2 separate regions of the Homo sapiens genome follow, and region 2 is linked to region 1. A link is an interaction called in ENCODE POLR2A ChIA-PET data of the cell type or tissue named here. Cell type or tissue: PC-9. All regions are shown on one strand.

The links. ChIA-PET counts read pairs that join two places held together with the same protein. Peaks named below come from ENCODE experiments on the same cell type or tissue, not always from the same donor. Only the 100,000 strongest peaks of a DNase experiment are listed, where the experiment ranks them.
Region 2: POLR2A ChIA-PET joins it to region 1 with 10 read pairs; 12 of 35 experiments call an interaction of 5 or more read pairs at or near these places.

What each region holds. Positions count from the first base shown.
Region 1 is chr15:39,593,698-39,596,197 of GRCh38, reverse strand. THBS1 (thrombospondin 1) reads right to left here. Exons shown (of 22, transcript NM_003246.4): 20 at 2,002-2,099; 21 at 1,758-1,897; 22 at 1-836. The coding sequence ends at 829. Among named protein-coding and RNA genes, the nearest start is that of THBS1-IT1, 8.8 kb to the right of the region's middle. RefSeq lists an enhancer at 1,600-2,500. In PC-9, no CTCF peak of the experiment used is centred here; a DNase peak (open chromatin) is centred at 1,277.
Region 2 is chr15:39,119,837-39,122,336 of GRCh38, reverse strand. All of the region lies in intron 1 of LOC105370777 (a long non-coding RNA gene), which reads left to right. Among named protein-coding and RNA genes, the nearest start is that of LINC02915, 130 kb to the left of the region's middle. In PC-9, no CTCF peak of the experiment used is centred here; no DNase peak of the experiment used is centred here.

The sequences.
Region 1 (2,500 bases):
GGTAGGTTTTCCTATTTTCCTGCTACATCTGCACAAGCTACATCTAGAATGAAGCCACCAATTTCAATGTGACCAGGCAATGGCAGCCAGCACTGCCTTACACTGGTTTGATTCTGATTCCCTAATTCTGGCCACTGCAGGTGATGAGTAAGGGTGGGGATCAGGGAGGAAGTCCAGAAGCCAGTCTTTGTCTCCCTTTCCTGCTTCTATTTAAGTGCCTATTTACATGGGTTAATCAGCTAACGCCAGTCAGCATCATGAAATCCAGCAATAGTCTTTCAATCCCCTGAAAATGACTTAGTACCGAACATGTAACAGTTCCTCCATATTTTCTTCATACAATCGTCTCGGGTATGCGCCCTCCCCTTAGTGCTTTGGCCTCTGCTCCCCGTGTTCCTGAAGGAGGATGTCAGGGTGGTTTTGTTTGCTAATTCTAGTGAGTCCTCCCTTCTCTGACATGCCTGAAAATGCTTTTGAGTCCACTGCTCAGAGATGGCCTCACAATAGCACCCTGCTCTGTGACAAAGGCAGAGTGGAATGGGCACCTTCCCAACTGAAGCAAGTAGATGCTTTTTCAAAAGGAAACCAAAGCAATTGTTTATATGCTTGGAAGATGTCTTATTCATTGGAGGCTGAATGCTGAGTCTGTTTTTGAAAACTGCATTTTCTTGAGGCAGGTCGCACGTTCTAGGAGTCCACACTGATGCAAGCACAGAAAAGAAGGAAGCCAAGGAGAAGTGATCCTGGGGGTTTTCTCAAGCCCATAGTTCCAGAAGGTGCAATACCAGCATTGGTTTATGATCAGTCTTTCAATCAACAATTTGATGATTAGGGATCTGTTAAATAAACAAATATAAATAAATATACAAATGAAAACTAATTCATAAAAGCATAGACATCTTAGTTAATAAGTTAACCACATAGGAATAGCTCTACTTTTCTAATGACAAAAGCCTAATTTTAAGGTTGTTCAAGCACATTAGCATTTAATTTTATTAGCTGACATTGATGCTAGGAGACCGACACAGCGTGAACCTTCCAGAACATATATTATGCTTTCCAAAGGCTTTCAATGTTAACAGTTTAGGGAGTCTTATTTTAAAAATTTGGACTCAAAAATTACATTAATAATTTAGATTTTTTTGAGTAAAATCAACCATCTTTCTCTACTGTCATTGATCTTTTAGGTATCTGGCCTTGGCCCAGTAAATATATATTAAGCACTTATTTTGTGGTAGAGCCAGTGTTGGACTCAGCGAGCTTAAGTAATGACTAAGTAAAAAAGAATGAGGAAAAAAAATGCTAAGTTTAATAGTGAACATTAATTTAACATGCCAATATGAAAGCAACATTCCTCTCCCTTCTTTGTATACAGGGAAAAGTTGGGAATGCTAACTCGTGCTGTGATGGCATGCATAAAACAATAAGCAGTAAGATATATAAATATATAATTGTAAAGAACAGTATTATTAATGAAGTCCAAATTATATAGGAGCTTTTCTGCAGCTTACCTTTGCACTGTGTATGAGGAGCACAGAGATTGCTAAGCAAACTAATATTATAGCTAAGGACTCAGGAACTCATAAGCCACAGTGCCTAGGCATTATTCCATTTTTGTCCTTGTGTCCTCAAAAGCAAAATAGAAATAACCCTGTCTCCAAAACAGTCTTTACACTGGACTCCCCCATAACCGTCATCCTTGATATTAGTCTGAAATAGAGATGTCCAGTGTACATTCATGGTGATGTTGCTCTTACCTCTACATTCGTATTTCAGGTCAGAGAAGAACACCATTTCTTGAGAGAAGACAAACAACCCTAGTCTACCACCAGCATAGGTTTTATCATAGATGGGTCCTGAGTCAGCCATGATTTTCTTCCCTTCATACATCACCACTCTGCAGGGAAAAAAAATCTTGTTTAGTGACAATGCTATTTAATACTTTTTGTCTTTTTGTCCCTCAGTGTGACTGTAAGTGAAAGTGAATCAGTATGATCGTACCTAATGAAACCCGTCTTTGGCCTGTGGCTGAGACGCCATCTGTAGGCGGTGAAATCTTTCCAGCCTATGTGACGAGGGTCATGCCACAGGGTGCGCACCTGAAGGAAAAGGAAAAGGAAAGGTTGAAACACAGCTCCTTCAGGTAAAGATTTCTATTTCATTCCATCAGAAACAATGCTTGAAAGGTACTGAGCTGATCTAAGTTAGAGGGCTGCAATGGGGAATTTTTCCAAGTCCTCTCATATTTGTTGTGTGCCACTGAGCACACATATAAAGCAGACAGAGAGGAGGGAAGGAGGTTTTTTTGTTTGAAAAGGCTGAAGGCACCTTAGGATTTGCAGGGCAATTCTTGGTCAAGCTCCCTTTTCAACACTATTATGTTTTTACAAAGCAGAGTTCAATGCTGCAGCTGGTGATGCTGGGAACTTTCTAAGACTCCCTGGTCAGAGTCTTGGTCAAAGCACAGCATCCCCAGTGCTAGTCAGGCACCCATAAGCTC
Region 2 (2,500 bases), 470 kb after region 1:
CCCACCTGGAATACAATTTCTCTGCAAACTTTACCACCCTCGAAAAAAATTGTTTGGGAGCCTCATAAAGTACCTCCTCAGACAGTATGTTAGAAAGTATGATTTCTGAAATGGGAGTGAGAGGATGAAGTATTTGCCTTCTCTGGGGTCTGGACGCAAGAGAATTATTCCTGAGAGGGAGATTCTTTCCTCATTAGTGGCAGCATGATGTATATGGCTGACCCATTACCCGCTCTCATAGGGTATAGCTGGGCATCTCTGTTTTAGCAAAGAGAATAATTCCTTTGCCATGAATGTCCATGGCTGAAGCACACAGAAAGAAGAGTAGATCTGATCAAAGAGCACATCCATGTTCACGGGTAGAACCATGGGCCCAGAGTGGGATGCTATACTGTACACAGTGAATGTGCTTCCTGCCTCCCTGTCTCCATCTGCACAATTGCCTAGCTCTGTGCTGTTTCTATGACTGTGGAGTCAGGTTGTCACTGCCACCCTCACCCTACTAAATGTCAAGATGCCCCATGTGTGAGGCAAGCTGGTGGATAGACACTGCTACTGCACGCTGACCAAGCTGCTTTTCTGGGCTTTGGCTTCCTTGGCTTTTTCCTGCAGAACTTAAAGATGCTCCCTGGAAGTGCCCGGTATCTTTGAAGCAGACTGAGGTCCCTTGAAGGTGGAATAGACTTTTCTCTCTTCTGCCTCCTAGGCAGACTGTTCTCAGAAAGTCTCTCTGCTAGAGCTGTTTAAATTCAAGCAATCAGTGATGCTTGTTACCAAGCAGTGACCAGCTTGCATAAGGACATCCTCATTGTTGCTCCTCTTTCCTCTGTGCTACACTCTCCATTTCCCCCTGCTCCTTAATAACGGGATAGCACATGAGATTTTGCTTTAGGTTTTGTAGCTAGGAATGTCAGCTAAGATAAGCATAGAGGCAGGAGAAAAGTTGAGATTCTGAAATAAAACTATTCAACCTCATTCATTACAACCCAGTCTGGCTTCTACATCTACCACATCACCAATAATCTATTTTTGTAGTTGCTTTTTTTTTTCAATTTTATTTTAGCTTCAGGGGGTACATGTGCAGGTTTGTTACCTGGGTACAGTGCAGGATGCTGAGGTTCGGGGTACAAATGAACACAGTATGGAGCGTAGCAGCCAACAGTTCGTTTTTCAACATTTGCCCTCCCCCTTCCACCTCTAGTAGTCCCTTGTGTCTACTGTTGCCATCTTTCTGTCCTTGAGTACCCAGTGTTTAACTCCCACTTACAAGTGAGAACATGTGGTGATTGGTTTTCTGTTCCTGTGTTAATTTGCTTAGGATAATGGCTCCAGCTGCATCCATGTTGCTGCAAAGGGCATGATTTCATTATTTTTTATGGCTGCATATGCATAATATTCTATGGGGATGTATATCCCACATTTTCTTTATCCGGTCTAGCACTGATGGACACCTAGGTTAATTCCATGTCTTTGCTATGCTGAATAGTGCTGTGATGAACATGCAAGTGCATGTGTCTTATTGGCAGAACAATTTGTTTTTCGTGTGTGTATATATCCAGTAATGAGATTGCTAGGTTGAATGAGATTTCCGTTTTTAAGTTCTTTTAGAAATCTCCAAACTGCTTTCCACAGTGGCTGAACTAATTTACATTCCCACCAACAGTGTTCCCTTTCTCCACAGCATCACCAATATCTGTTGTTTTTTGACTTTTTGATAATAGCTATTCTGCCTGGTGTGAGATAGTATCTCATTGTGGTTTTGATTTGCATTGCTCTAACGATTAGTGATGTGGAGCATTTTTTTCACATGTTTGTTGGCAGGTTATATGTCTTCTTTTGAGAAATGTCTGTTAATGTTCTTTGCCCACTTTTTAGTGGGGTTGTTTTTCTCTTGTAAATTTGTTTAAGTTCCTTATAGATTCTGGATATTAGATCTTTGTCAGATGCGTAGTTTGTAAATATTTTCTCACATTCCATAGGTTGTCTGTTTACTCCGTTAATAGTTTCTTTTGCTATGCCGAAGCTCTTTAGTTTAATTAGGTCTCATTTGTCAATTTTTGTTTTTGTTGCAGTTGCATTTCCAGACTTAGCCATAAATTCTATTCCAGGGCAAGTTTCCAGAATGGTGTTTATTGGGCGTTCTTCTAGGATTCTTATAGTTTGATGTCTTATATTTAAATCTTTAATTCATCTTGACTTAATTTTTGTATATGATGAAAGGTAGGGATCCAGTTTCATTCTTCTGCACATGGCTAGCCAGCTATCTCAGCACCATTTATTGAATATGAACTCCTTTCCCCACTGCTTATTTTTGTCAACCTTGTCAAAGCTTAGATGGCTATAGGTGTGAGGCTTTATTTCTGGGTTCTCTATTCTGTTACATTGGTTTATGTGTCTGTTGTTGTATCAATACCGTGCTGTTTTGGTTACTCTAGCCTTATTCTATTGTTTAAGATTGCATAATGTATTTGCTTAGGATTGCTTTGGCTATTTGGGCTCT